2 separate regions of the Mus musculus genome follow, and region 1 is linked to region 2. The links are chromatin contacts, found by Hi-C or POLR2A ChIA-PET in ENCODE. All regions are on one chromosome and are shown on one strand. Each heading gives the region's core, a stretch centred on a gene start or an enhancer-like site at or near the end of the contact. The rest is flanking DNA. Distances are from core to core; before and after follow the strand shown.

The links. Hi-C counts contacts between places; a loop is a spot of excess contacts on that map. ChIA-PET counts read pairs that join two places held with the same protein, here RNA polymerase II (POLR2A).
Region 1: a loop to region 2 is called in a map of T-helper 17 cell, with 1.8 times the contacts of the local background. The contact joins the promoter of Srebf2 here to the promoter of Tob2 in region 2. A Hi-C loop is called at or near these places in 2 of 37 maps with a recorded cell type or tissue (both T-helper 17 cell). POLR2A ChIA-PET finds 5 or more read pairs at or near these places in 3 of 5 experiments (Patski and embryonic stem cell).

Annotation. Positions count from the first base shown.
Region 1 is chr15:82,144,493-82,151,693 of GRCm38, forward strand. Srebf2 (sterol regulatory element binding factor 2) reads left to right here and starts at 2,777. Exons shown (of 19, transcript NM_033218.1): 1 at 2,777-2,998. The coding sequence starts at 2,911.
Region 2 is chr15:81,855,988-81,862,771 of GRCm38, forward strand. It overlaps Tob2 (transducer of ERBB2, 2), which reads right to left and starts at 2,339. Exons shown (of 2, transcript NM_020507.3): 1 at 1,949-2,339.

The DNA of each region.
Region 1 (7,201 bases), core at 1,527-4,026, 290 kb after region 2:
TCTGGGAAACCCCTAGTTACCTCTTAAGGCAGGGAAGGCTTCTTAAAAGTGGCGCTGATGACATTTTGGACCTCTGAGCTGTTGTGTGAGGAGGCTATCCAGAGTGGTGTAGGATATTTAATAAGTATCCCTGGTCCCCACCTGTTAGATGCCAGGAGCAGTCCCCCAGCTAGGACAGCTAAAAATGTCTCTAACCATTACTAGATGTCTCTCAGGTTGGCAGTCCTCCATTCTCCTCTGCCCTCCAGAGATATGTCGAGGACTTCTAAGGGTGAGCCTCATGGGGTTTATCCTCTCTTTTAGACTTTTTCTTCTCTTCTTTAGATGAATAGGTATTTTGACCTAGCTTCCCTTTTCTGGGCATTTCTTCTTGGACAATCAAACTCTCTAGATTTTAGCATCTGCCCTACTACCAACCGGCAGCCATCATTATGTCTGTTTCAGCTCGTTCCAGCTAAACTCTTGATTAGTCCAACTGGAGAGCCTCCTAGAGGCAGTAACATCTGAAAGATGGTGGAGGACGCCTGAAGGCAAAGCTCTCAGAGGAAGTCAATGAGAAATATTTCTACGATGTACCAATCCATGGTAGGTATCTGGATGTAACAGTCACTTAGCACAGTCTCTTCGAATAACAACCTAGCTCCTGAGGAGTAGCTTGTACAGTGTGACAAGCTGTCATCCCAGTGGGAGCTAGGTGCCAGCTGAAGGGACATTCAGTTATGTGGACAAAGCTGGAGGGAGATGTCTTTTTTGCTGAGGTGTGGGACCAGTGTGGTGGCCATCCTGTTACAATTTCTTTTTTTTTTAAAGATATACTTATTTTATTTATATGAGTACACTGTAGCTGTCTTCAGACACACCAGAAGAGGGCATCAGATCCTGTTACAGATGGTTGTGAGCCACCATGTGGTTGGTGGGAATTGAACTCAGGACCTCTAGAAGAGCAGTCAGTGCTTAACCAACTGAGCCATCTCTCTAGCACCTCCCCCCACCCACCTTACCATTTCTAATGAGCCTCCTTTTGTCCTTTCCCAGGCCAGTTGCTAAGCACACACATGAAGGTCAGAGAACTTCTGAGAATCAGGTCTCTCCACCTATGTGAGTCCCAGGGGTTGATTTCAGGTCAGCAGGCTTAGCCAAAAGCACCGCACTGAACCATCTTGCTGGCCCCAGGCCAGAGTCGTGATATCCAGCCCCTTGTTAGTCTCATCTTATCTTTACTTTTCCTTGGCTAGTCTGTCTTGTGTGTGTGTGTGTGTGTGTTTTGTTTTGTTTTTGTTGTTTAGTGATTTGATTTTGTTTTGTTTTTTTGAGGCAAGGTTTCACACACACAAAAAAAATTCAGGCCACTCTGGACAGCTTCCCCAACCCCACCTAGAAACCCTGTCTCTTGCTCAGTTCTTTGCTATTTCTTGTCCCCCAGCAGAGGCGCCTCTCCCAGTAAATCTCTCCTGTGAGACTTGTTGTGATGTGACTTTGTGGGTATTCCCAGGCGCCTGATTGCCAGGATCTTTTTCCCTCTCAGAGCTGCAATACCTTCACTGGAGACCCTTTCCCCCTCAGAGCCTGCTGGAACACTTCATCCCAGAAGTTAAGAGCTGTTTGCTTGCCACGGAAATCAAATAAATGTGACAATGACAACTGTGGTCTTGTGCTGTTTTAAAGATGACAAACCAGGCTTATCAGCAAACAGTTGCTTAGCCAGCCCAGGAGCAGGAAGTGGCTTATTGGATATGCAGGTCTCCCCACAGAGCCTTCAGCTCTGACCCCCTAAGAACAACTGCCTCAGACTCACAAGAAGCTCTTCCTATGTATGCCATGAAAACCTTCTTCCTCTCAGTATACACTTAGGTCCTTTCTCAGATGTCCATTCCAGCATTTCTTTTTTTTAACGATGCCCTGATATTCTACTGTTTGGAGGTAATTTATGTACCTGATGCCTTACTGTGTTACTGTTTTCCCGTTAGAGAACTTTGTGATGAATGTCTTTGAATACATGTACTTAATAGCATTCCTCGGAACACTAATCTTTTTGTTTCTTCGGATAAGTTCTTGGAAGCGTGCACCTTTGTGTGCAGTGTGACCGACTACCTGTAAGATGATGCAGTGAGGTGACTGCAGGAGTGGGGCCTCACCTGGAGAGACCATTGAACAAATGACCTTGTCTGAAGGCCTTAGAATGATCGAGGTTTCCCAAAATTGAGGGCCAGTTGTAAAATGTTCACAATACTCAGGTGATCTCAAGACCCTGTTAAGTCTCGGATGGGATAAGTGTGACTTAGGGTCTGGATAGCCTATCCCAGAATGTTAGGGTACTATGATTCTACCCAGAGCTAGGGGGAGGGAAGAGGCAACTGGGGAGATGACGTAATGTGCTCCTAGAGTAAAGGGGGCGGTGGTAGAAGGTAGCGCCGGACAGCGGTGCGTTAACCCTTCTATTTCCGGGCTCTCGACAAAGTTGCTCCTGGAGCTGATCCAACGGAAAAGTAGCGGCTCCTTTAAGCCAGAAGAAGGCTGGGACGAGGACCCGGCGGCTACTCTCCGCTGGCGCTTGGATGCCGTGAGGGGCGGAGTCCCGCTATGCAAATCTGAGCTGCTGATCGATGACGCACCATCACCCCATGAGCCGCTTCGCGCGCCGATTGGCTAATGCAAGCCTGGTCCCATTGACAACAAACTTGGGGGTGCGGAGGCTCGGGGCGGGGCTGCAGTGGGCGCGGCCCGGGGCGGGGGAATTCTGCCCCGCCCCTTCCGTGGAGTCGGGGCGCAGCTCAAACATGGCGGCGGTTGGCACGGGGCGGTGAGGCGGTACCAGGTGGGGGCTGTCGGGTGTCATGGGCGGTGGCGGCGGTACCGCCTCCGCGTCTCCCTGAGCTGGACCTCACGGGGGACTCTGCGCCAAGCTGGGCGATGGATGAGAGCAGCGAGCTGGGCGTTCTGGAGACCATGGAGACCCTCACGGAGCTGGGCGATGAGCTGACTCTCGGGGACATCGACGGTGAGTGGCGGCGGCTGGGTGGGAGTGCGGGGGGCGCGCGGGGAGGAAGGGGTTACGGCGGCGCTCGCGGGTGCGCGTGCGCCCACCCCGCGATCGCCCCGGCGTGCGCGGGAAGGAACCCGCGGGGGCCGGGCTGCCCGGGAGGTTCCCAGTTCTTCTGGCTCCAGAGTCTGAGCCCGGGTCGTGACGCAGGGCTCCCGGTGGCTGAGGAGTCGTGGGCGCCGCGGGGCCCGAAGCGGGGCTGGGGGCGTCGCGAGTGCCGCCAGAGGAGAAAGCGAGGCGGCTGCCTCCCTCGCGCGCCCACACGCGCTCTGGTTTGTCCGGTCTTCGCCGGCGTCCCGCGTCGCACCTGTCACTCCCTGCCTGGCCACTGGAGCGGCTTCGGGATTTCCCGGACTGCGCTCCCGGGCTCGGCTCCCCCACGCCCCCGCTCTTTTCGGGATTGACTGACAGCCGGGTCTGCGGGCGCTCTGGAAAACTTTGGGCAACAGCTGCAAAAAGCAAGTTACTGATGGAGTGGACAGAGACCGCAGAGTGCGGCGGCCTTGGATGGAGACCCGGGCGCTCCTGCTGTCGCACTGCAAAGGGAGTTGAGCAGCAAGAATTTTGAGTTGTGGCCCCTCGGGTACAGACTAGGGAGCTGGTGGCCTTTGTTTCGGCGGCCTTAACAGCGAAGTGGAAGAACTGGTAGGAGCCCAGGGAACCTCTCTTAAAATTCTCTCACTTTTCAGCCACGGGAAGGAAGGTTTGGAGAGGGTCCCAGACTTGCCCGCGGTCATCATGCTGGTTAACAAAGCCCAGTTCTTTCTGTTTCTGAGCCACTATTAGTTTCTTTCCACTCCACCTTTAAGAAAAATAGGCTAGTAATTAAGTCATTCTCAGTAGTCAGGGCTCTTCTGAAGTTCTCAGTCCCAAATACTTTGCGTTAGTTCATTTATTCAATCCCGCTGAATTGGGTATCGCTCAGTTTTGCCGGAGGTGTCGTTTAAGGTCACTTACTTTAGAGAGTCCAGAACTCCTAGGCAGTGACTCAGTTTATGGAATGTTACTACACCTAGAATCTAGAACCTTGCAGGCAGATGTGATGGCCACATCCTCGCTTCGCAGGCGAAGAAGCAGGTAGAAGGTTCTCTCGTGGAGAAAGGAGTGACAACAGTTGTTTAAAGAAGGTGTTGGCCAGGTGCCTGTTTTGCTTTTGTAGCATTTTGTAGCATTTTTCCCTTAGGGTTCGCCCTTACTTCTCATTTTGGTCATCCAGACAGTGTGACAAGCCCGTGTATTGGAAGTTCCACTTTTAACCACAGATTCTTCCACCAAGGATCGCTAAACACTAAGATAGGTTAACGAATGGGAGGGGTTACTCCTTGGAACGTGGGAGTGGCTAAAGTGTTTTGAGCACCCAGGTACAAGATAAAAGTGTTAAGCACTCACACAGGTTCCCAATACTTATCACAGCCCTGTCAGATAAAGATGGATGTCAGACTGGCCATCTCCCCTCACCGTTGTTGGGACTGAAGCCCAGCGCTGTTCATTAGCATACCCAGGGTTCCCTAGTCAGTAAGGATGTCTAAAACTGCCTGCCAGCAGGTACAAGAGAAAATTCATCTTGGTCTTTTTTTTTTTTTTTTTTTTTTTGTACTTACATTTTATAATGATCTTTATTTGTCTGCGTTTTCAGTCTATTAAATCATCTTAGCGGTTAATATTAACCTTATAGATTGCTAAGTCTCACGGAAAATTTTAGGACCACCTGGGGTTTTGTATGTGCCTAGGGCAGCAAGTGCAAGTCAGAGGTGGGAAAGCTTCCTTGAAGGCTAGTTTACCAGAAAGATCACACCAAGGAGATAGCCATTGACCTTAAAAGACAAGAAGAACCAGTTGAACAAAGCTAAGGACACCGGGCTAGTTGGAAGTGTCCCCTGAACCCTCTGTTCTCCTGAGCAGGTTACTGGAGGGGCGGGGGGCGTGGTACGACGGGACAAGGGGACAAACCACCTTTCTTTTTCTTCCCTCTGTTCTTTGCACCGAGAACAGCCCTTGGGACAGTGAGAATGCTCACTGTTTATGGAATGTCTGTATGAGTACCTGGGACAGGATACTAAACGGTATTAGGTATAGTTTCCATGATTGGATCAGGGTGAGCAGCCCATGTGCATCCAAGAGGAGGAAGAGGAGAGGTGATATGAATGCACTTTTGTAACTGGAAGCCTAAAAGTCTCATGGCTGCCTTCAGGAGCTCAAGGAGCTGTGAGTCCAAGACCAACAGGGTCTCTTCTTAGTCGGAGAGCTTTACGTTCTTTAAGTTCTTCTTTCTTTTTTTTTTTTTTTTTTTTAAAGATTTATCTATTTATTATGTTTAAGTACACTGTAGCTGACTTCAGACAATCCAGAAGAGGGAGTCAGATCTTGTTACAGATGGTTGTGAGCCACCATGTGGTTGCTGGGATTTGAACTCCAGACCTTCGGAAGAGCAGTCGGGTACTCTTACCCACTGAGCCATCTCACCAGCCCTAAGTTCTTATTTCTTTGGGGTAAAATAAATGGTCACTGACCTGGAAATATAGTTCCATGGCAGGGTGCTTGCCTGGAATTCATAAATTTATGAGTTTGATACCTACTACCACAAAGACAATGCAATTGAGCACAGTGGAGCATAAGCCATCTCAGCTTTCAGAAGCTGAGGCAGAGGGGTCACCTCATGTTCTAAGACCAGCCCAAACAACTTAGTGAGACCCTCATCTCAAACTAAAAAAGAATGCTGGAGGGGGGAGGGGCAGCTCAACAGTAGAACTCTTGCTTAACATATGTTGAGGTCCTAGGTTCAATTCCCAATACTGCCCAAAAAAAAAAAAAATAGAATAAATAAACAATTTCAGCAGGACACTATATAAATAAGAAAGGACTTTCTTATAATGGGGACTGAGATAACCTAGATAAATTAGGTGATGGAATGAAGCCCTTTGGAAGAATATCAATGTCATTCTCTCTGAAGCAATGCCAGAGTCTGGAGTTTTATTTATTTTTTTAACTGTTGGCTTCATTATCTTTTTTTGGTTTGTGTGTGTGTGCCTCTGATTGTGGGCATAGGTGTGCGTTGGTGTCTGTTTTGCCCTTACAGTATGACTTCAGGCGTCAGGTTTTGGCTTTCATCTTCTTTGCAGCAGTGTCTCTCCTGTTGTTTGACACAGCATCTTCTCTCGGGCTCTTGGGCCTCTGACCTTCCAAGGATTCCCCTGTCTGCCTTCCATCCTGGCCAACAAGGGGCACTGGGCTTACAGACCTGCCTTCCACGCTCAGCCTCCTGTGGGCTCTGGGGATTAGAACTCGGGGACTCACACTTGTGCAACAGGTAGTTTATCCACTGAGCCTTCTCCCCAGACCTTAACTTTTTTTTTACATTTATTCAGTTTATGGATATGCGTTTGCCTGTGTGTCAAATGAAGGCGTCAAATGGCAACTTTTAGAGTTAGTTCTCTCCTTCTACCATGTGGGTTCTGGGGATCAGAGTCAAATCACCAAGCTTAGCAGCCAGCATGCCTCTTTACCCACTGAGCCATCTTATTGGCCCACCAGTCCTCTTAAAAGTTTTATTTCTTGAGAATTCCATATGTGTATACCATTTGTTTTGATCATATCCACCCGCTCACCTCTTTCAAGACCTCCCCTCACATTTCCCTTCTGGCTTACCTGTACTCTTTCCTTTCTAAAAATAATAATAATAATAATAATAATAATAATAATAATAATAACAACAACTCACTAGGCCAATTAGTGCTTCCCGTGTGCACATAGTAGGACCTGCTGTGTCCATTGTCGATCAGGTGGGGCTGAATCACACGAAGGCCTTTCAGGTCCCAAGGTTAAAGGCATGTGTCACAAATTCCGTCTTGTTCCTCTTTCCTTTTTAGCAATAGAGAAGCAAACACCTAAAACCAAACCTTCTGAAAGAGCCACTTGTTCTGGCCCATTTTGTATCTCTCCTCAGTCTTCACCTTGGCCTCCCACCTGGCTTGTATTTCAGAGTAGGGTCTCTGAAGATAACCTTGTTGACAGCAGCCATGTCTTTTATAGAAAGATAGTATCTTCTTCTGGCATCAGAAAACACAGAGTCAAGAACCTTTTTTTTGCTAGGCACAAAAGAAATAGGTGTCAGGGGCTGCAGAGATGGCTCAGCAGTTAAGAGCACTGGCTGCTCTTCCAGAG
Region 2 (6,784 bases), core at 1,089-3,588:
ACAGCAAGGCTCAGCTTGCTTCCCAGGGATTAGTCCTTAGCTTTTATCCTGGAGGCAGCGGCCCAGCGGGCAATATAGATTGCAGCCCTTCCAGGATATTTGCAGTGATGAGCGCATCGGGCTTACACCCCATATCACAGTCCAAGGCAGGTCCCTTCAGGGATCTCAGGGGCCCCAGGCTCGCCTCACTCAAGGCGGTACCGCTCAGCACTCTGGGAGACGTAGTCCTCTGGCCTCCTGGCGAGGCTAGAAACTCGTGACCTACTTTTCGAGCACACTACACTTCCCTGTGTACTACGCGAGGGCCCAGCCAGATAGACCGCGCATGCCCCGCTCTAGGTCCTGGCCAAGGGTCCGAAGCCCAGGAAAAGTTTCCGATGCACATGCGCACTGCAGCGAGTGGGTGCCCCCCCCCCCCCATCACCAGAGACGTTTGGCATAAATCTGCCCATAAGGCCTCTCACCGGGTATCCTTTCTCCCCACGTCCTTGTTCAGGCTAGACTCCAATAACTCCCCTTTTCTTTCATGACCTCCTAAGCTTACTGAATCAGGGCTCTGCAACTAAGGGGTTTTTCCTAGATGAACCAGGTGGGCTGGAATGGATAGAGCCACCGCTCCGGCCCCAGCCTCTGGATCTCAAAGGAGTGTCGCTGTCTGTGGTAGATGTAGGAGCAGTGTATTCAAGAAGAAACGAGCCCTTTTCACCTAATACTCAGTAGGCTCTGCTCCAGCACCTCCACAGCCAGGAAGGGAATGGCAAGCATTAGATCCGATTCTCCAGTCTTGTTGGCCAAGCCAAAGAAATTCCTAGTAGAGCTGTGAGGAGGCACCCGGTCGACAATAAAGCCCGAAGCCGGTAGTGCCCAAGCCTTACCCCACTTTTAATACAAATCTGAGAAACCAGACCCAGGTAAAGGAAATGGGGAAAGGTTCCCAGGCAGGCAAGCAAAATCCGTACATCTGAAACCCGGGCATCATCCAATATTCAGAAAGTCTGAGTCTCCTCCCCATTACAAGGCCTACCCTAGGACCAGACTTACCAGATCCTCAGCAACCCTCCCCGGCAGGGTGTTAAACCTCCCTAATCCTGCCTCCCACACCAGCTGTTTTCCCCAGTGCTTAAGTGAGGCATTGGGGGTAGGCGCTCAGGCAAGCAACAGGATTTTTATTGTTGTTAAGAAATCAAAGAGAAACCAAACCCACTCCCAGGCCAGGGTGGATAGGTTAGGGTGGATGGGGGGGGGGGGGGTAGGTTAGACACCGAACTGGCACCGGAAACCCTGTCTGCTGATCCCAAAGCCTGCTGTGTGAAGTTCTGGTTGCTCCCAGGGGAGGGGATGGCTTTTCCCTTTTCCCTCCTTAGATTTTTGGTCAAGGGCGGAGTACATCCCCCTCAGACAGAAGGGGAAGTTTAGGAATAGAAGAGATCAGACACAATTAATACACTATCCGACAGGCTCTTTGGGTACTTTTTTTTCCGCCTACACAAGTATATAAAGAGCTCAACCTGCAATGAGTTCTTGCTCGGCAACCCAAGGGCACTCTCCACTAACCGGCCCTGTCACCAAGAAGGGGATGTCCAAATTTCCCATCTCACAGGTTCCAAAGGGACAGAAACAGACTGTGTTAATAATCACCACCCCGCACACGTGAAAAGCAGCCGAAAAATAAAGATAGAATCCCCTCCCTTCCCATAATTTATTTAACTCTGGCCAGAGTTTGGTTTCTGGGGGGGGGGGGCAAGGAAAACATAACGAGTGAGGCGTGAATAAATGGGGAAGGAGGTCAAGGAGGAAACGCTCTCCGCTTAGGAGAGGGCCGCACTCGAAACTAGGTACCCCAGGATCAAAGAGAGTGATGGAGAGCGAAACAGGGGCGGATCCGGAGAGGGGCAGCAGGGGAGTGGACCAGTGTGGGCGTCCCCCGCCCGCAAGCCCGCGCACTCACTCGGGTCTCCACGAAGGGTCCGCTCTGCAGGCCGCGGGACGGAGGTCTCTCTCCCAGCTTCCCGGGCACCGCGAGGCTGAGGGCCACGGTGTCCTTTTACGTCGTTTGAGGGTAGAGAGGGACGAGGACCGAGCTCATGTGATTCTTTCCGCTGTTTTTGGAGGTCGAGCTCGGCGGCGACGGCGCGGGGATGGCGGACCCGAGGATGGCACCCGTCACGCGGTGGATGGAGGCCAGCCCTGGATGTACTCGTCTGGCAGGTCCTGTCCTTCTGGCCTCTCGGTTCCCACGACACTCAGTCTCAACGACCTGCACCTTCCCGCGCCTGGGCCCGAAGTGAGCAAAGTCAATGAAAAGTTTCACCCTCAGCAACCCTGCGCATGAATCTGCTTTCCCCACCCCTGCGTGATGCGTCCCTCCGCCCAGCCGGGGCGGGGCCGGGACTACTTTTCCTCCCTTGGCATCTTTAACCCCTCGCAGCCCAGTCGTAGGTTGGGATTCCAGGTTCTGCGGGAAGTGTAATAGCGATCTTCTCACCTTGTCTCCTCTAGACCCCTCCCTGCCACGTCCTCAGCGGGGCTGCTCACCCTCGGAATCCTTCTGAGCGCCTTAGCGCCGGATTTCTTCTCTTAAGACTCCAAAGCAGTCTGAGCTCGCCATGTACGTTTTTTTCTTTTTTTTTTAAACCGGTGTAGACCAACCCCGGGGAGGGTAGGGACAGACCTGGAACACAACAGGCCATTAGGAAGTAGCCTGGGACACAGTGGCTGTTGCTGGCATCACCGGGGCCCTGAGAACTCCAAACCCTAGCCCCAGCTCTCAAAGTTCCCTAAGACCTAGACGGCATGACTCTTCAGTTCTGACGGTCCCCGTGACTTGAACTCCCCGGTTCCGATTTGTTCATTCTGAATTTGGGGAGACAGTGGCACGATGCCACCTCCAGGAAGGTTCTGGATCTGAGTGTAGGCTAACCTGAGTTTACCAGTGTCGCCCTCCTGGTGGGGACGTGGAAGATCGAAGGGAAGGGAAGGGTGCAAGAAGATCGAGGGTTAGAAAAAAGAGCGGAGCACCGGTTAGTCATGCACTCCCAGCCCGGAAAGTTGGGTCCCAAACACCATAATAGGGCTGGCCACGCGCGACCGCCGCCCCTCTGCTGAGGTCCTCGAGCTCTCTGGAGCAGGTTACCCACGCACAGGAGAGCATGAGAGCCGCGCTCCTTCTAGCAATAGTCGCAGAAGAAGCGCCAGCCCTGGCAAGGTGAGCAGGGTGTTCATTAAGCCCGACAGCACCCGGCGGCGGCGAAGCGAGGCGCACCCGGGCCCGGATTTTGGTCACGCTTTTTCTACTCTGTGGCTTTGTGACAGTGCAGGCTCAGCGATGAGGGGGTCTAGGATCTGTGGCGGGTTGAAACCCTAGGAGAACTGGACTATCAGACTAGGCTGGAGGACCGCTGGCCTTGTGTACAGTTCCCCTAGCCCCCGCCTTAGTTCGCCTATTTTCCAATTCAACAACCCCTCCTCTTCTTCTTTTTTTTTTTTCTTGGGGGGGGGGGTTCGAGACAGGGTTTCTCTGTATAGCTCTGACTGTCGTGGAACTCACTTTGTAGACCAGGCTGGCCTCGAACTCAGAAATCAGCCTGCCTCTGTCTCCCGAGTGCTGGGATTAAAGGCGTGCACCACCACGCCTGGCCAACCCCTATTCTTTATTCACGTTCCTGAAGGTTCCGGTGCAACGGCAGTCTCCGAACCCACGTGGGGCGGTGAGATCGGAAAGTTTCCAGTTACGAACTGTGTGCGTTTTATTTTCCTTGATCACGTAGGCAAGAGCAGAGATCAACGGAGGTATAGAGATTTAAATACGCTTTCCTAGACAGGAGGAGAGAAATGCCGGGCGGGAGGGCAAACTCCGCGGTGCCAGGATGGCAGGAGGAAACCTAAGCGCGTGTGTCCCATCCCCCACAATCCGAGCTGGACAGCCCGGGGGCTTCTCCTGGGACTACTTGTGCGTCAGCAAGCGTCATACATGCCCCTCTTCACTTCACCCTTCCCTTTTAGCAGCCCTGCCCCCACCCCCCCACCCCCAGTGTTCCATCTAATGCCATGAGACCGCCCACAAGGATGAAAGCTAAAAATAAAACAGATATGTTAGCAACAGCCCTCCCATTGGCCGTCAAGCAGAGAGAGACGTCTGATTGGGTTTTAGATACAGCTTCTGGTAAGCAAACGTTTGTACCCTTTGGTATCGCAAGGGAAGCTGGTATTTGTAGTCTATCATTAGAGGCGGCCATAGAAATAGGTGGGTTTATATCCCGGTTCTGCCACCCACTGTGTGTTTTCGATTTAATGCAACAAATATTCTTACGTTGACAAACACGATTATTCATTTCTAAAAACATGGAAATCTTGTGATTAATCAATATTGTGTGTGAATCCTGCTTCAAATAGGTCAGTCTCCCTCTCTGAAAAAATACCTGAATTTGCAAAACAGTTTATATTTTTCATCATGAAAAATTAGCCAAATTGCAGCCTATAAACACTAGTTGGTGAGCATTTCCCAATGAGAAATATTCCAAGACAGAATGATGAAAAAGGTTAGGATGAGCTGGAACAAAGAGTATCTCAAGGAAATGCTTATACAGATTTTAAAAAAGAAAATGCAGATACAAGTGGAAGACCTTGAGTCTCTGTGTATTCGTGCTTTTATTTGAATCAGCCTTGGGCAGGTTTACACACAACAAAAAACCTGAAAAAAATCCTGTCTCCTTAGTAAATGGGAGTTTTGAGGAAAGGTTGAGCCTATAAATAGGAAAGGATAAAATAGAGCGAGGCGATCATCCTTAATTACTGCTGCCTCAAGTTATGTGGTAAGGAGGAATCTTCTTCTCTTCCCCAATGTGTAATTTCATCTTGCCAGGGCTTAATTGTAGACTGAATTACTACTCCAGCATTCCAGAGTCCCCTCCTATTTGAGTAAACACGTCTTGTGAAAGGTTGGCACCGGGCTTTCACCAGGCTTTCACAGAGGCCAGCCCTGGCGACTGCAGGGTGGGAACAACTTCCCCTCTCAGAGCAAAGCAAGTCCTGCCAGATATTTTGGCGCTAGGGACAAGCAGAGCTGCTCATGATTGGCTCAATTAACCTGAGGCGAGTCACAACTTCATACACACAAACTGAGGTGAAAATGTTAGATTGTTTCTTCAAAGTTACCCAATAGTATCGTGGTTGGATTCTTCCCATCTTCTGCCACCGATAGCAGAAGAAAGGACAGTCAGTGACAAAATCTGAGTGTGGGAAAGAGACTCTAAGTCCATCCTGGTAAAAAAGAGAACAAAACTTTCTTTTGTTTTTCAATTTCTATTACTTTATTTATGCATATGAATGTTTGGTTAAACGCATATATATGCACCATGTGTGCCTGTTGGACCCCTTGGAATGGGATTATGATGGTTGGGAGCCATTATGTGGGTGCTGGGAATCAAATCCAGGTCCTTTGCAAGAGTAACAAACACCCTTAACCACTGAGCCATCTCTCCAGCCCCCAAACCATTTTTTTTGTTTTGTTTTGTTTTTTGTTTTTTCTTTCCTCCTCCTCCTCCTCCTCCTCCTCCTTCTTCTTCTTTTTTTTTTTTTTGAGACAGGGTTTCTCTTTATAGCCCTGGTTGTCTGGAATTCACTTTGTAGACCAGGCTGGCCTCCAACTCAGAAATCCACCTGCCTCTGCCTCCCAAGTGCTGGGATTAAAGGCGTGCACCACCACCACCTGGCTCATTTTTTTTCTTAAGACACCAAAAGGCAGTATTCAAAGAAACAAATATTTTTAGCTCTTTGGGTGGCCACTTGGGGATTGGGTTAATAAGGAATCAAGTATCTGGGTGTTGGAAATAATTTTTTTTGAGGGGCCAGGAAAATTACTTCTAGGCCAAGAATCGTTCACGTTTATATCTTAGCCTGAAGCTACTATTAAAAAGCTACAGGTCAAAATACATTGTCTGAAGTTTAGCCAGTTCAGTTTGACTCCCTGGCAATTTTCTTAATTTACAAGTTGCTAAGTGGGGGTGTTGTGTGTAGCTTTTGCTACCCGGCATGTGACAATAGGAGCCCACTTCTGTTGTCAAAGCACTCAAAATGTGAAGACAGGATCACAAGATGCAGTCAGACTGGCCTCAGAGCGAGTTCCATAATTTCTTTGGCTCATGGCAAAACCCTGTCCCCCTAAACAGCTCAAATATGTCAGACTATAGTCTGTGGATGTGTGAACACCCCCCACCCACAGGGACCCAGATTGAGAAAAACTTGCGATTGGAAGGCCAAGGTCAACATCTGATCATTTATCTCGTGGATAAAGTTTCTGATCTATGTTGGTACATTTTACTATAGCTGTAAATTGATATATGTCTTCCAGTGTATGCATACATAGGAGTATATTTGTATACATTTTTTATTACAAAAAATTGTGTGAACATTTCTTTGCTCACTTGTCAAGGTCCACATGTGATTGATAAGTTATTTCTCTGCCCTCGAAATGAACCAATTCAAGCCAGATTAGAGTATATATATAAAGGCAGGTTTAGTGGGAAGCAGCTCTCAGGAGGAAGGTTCATTAATGCCAAGGAAAAAGGCCAGGGAAGTGGCCTTGGGGAGGAGCTAGAGGGGAGAGGGAAGACAGAGAAAGAGTGTGCACACACAAATAGAGAGAATATGCAGAGAGTGGGAGAGAAAAGAGAAGGGGAAGGGGGAAGAGACCAAAATGTCTGGATTATACAGGAAAGAGCCTCTGAGGGTGGGCGGGGGAAGCCCAGCCCTTAGGCTGGAAAGTGCAGGGTAGAGGGAAGGATAT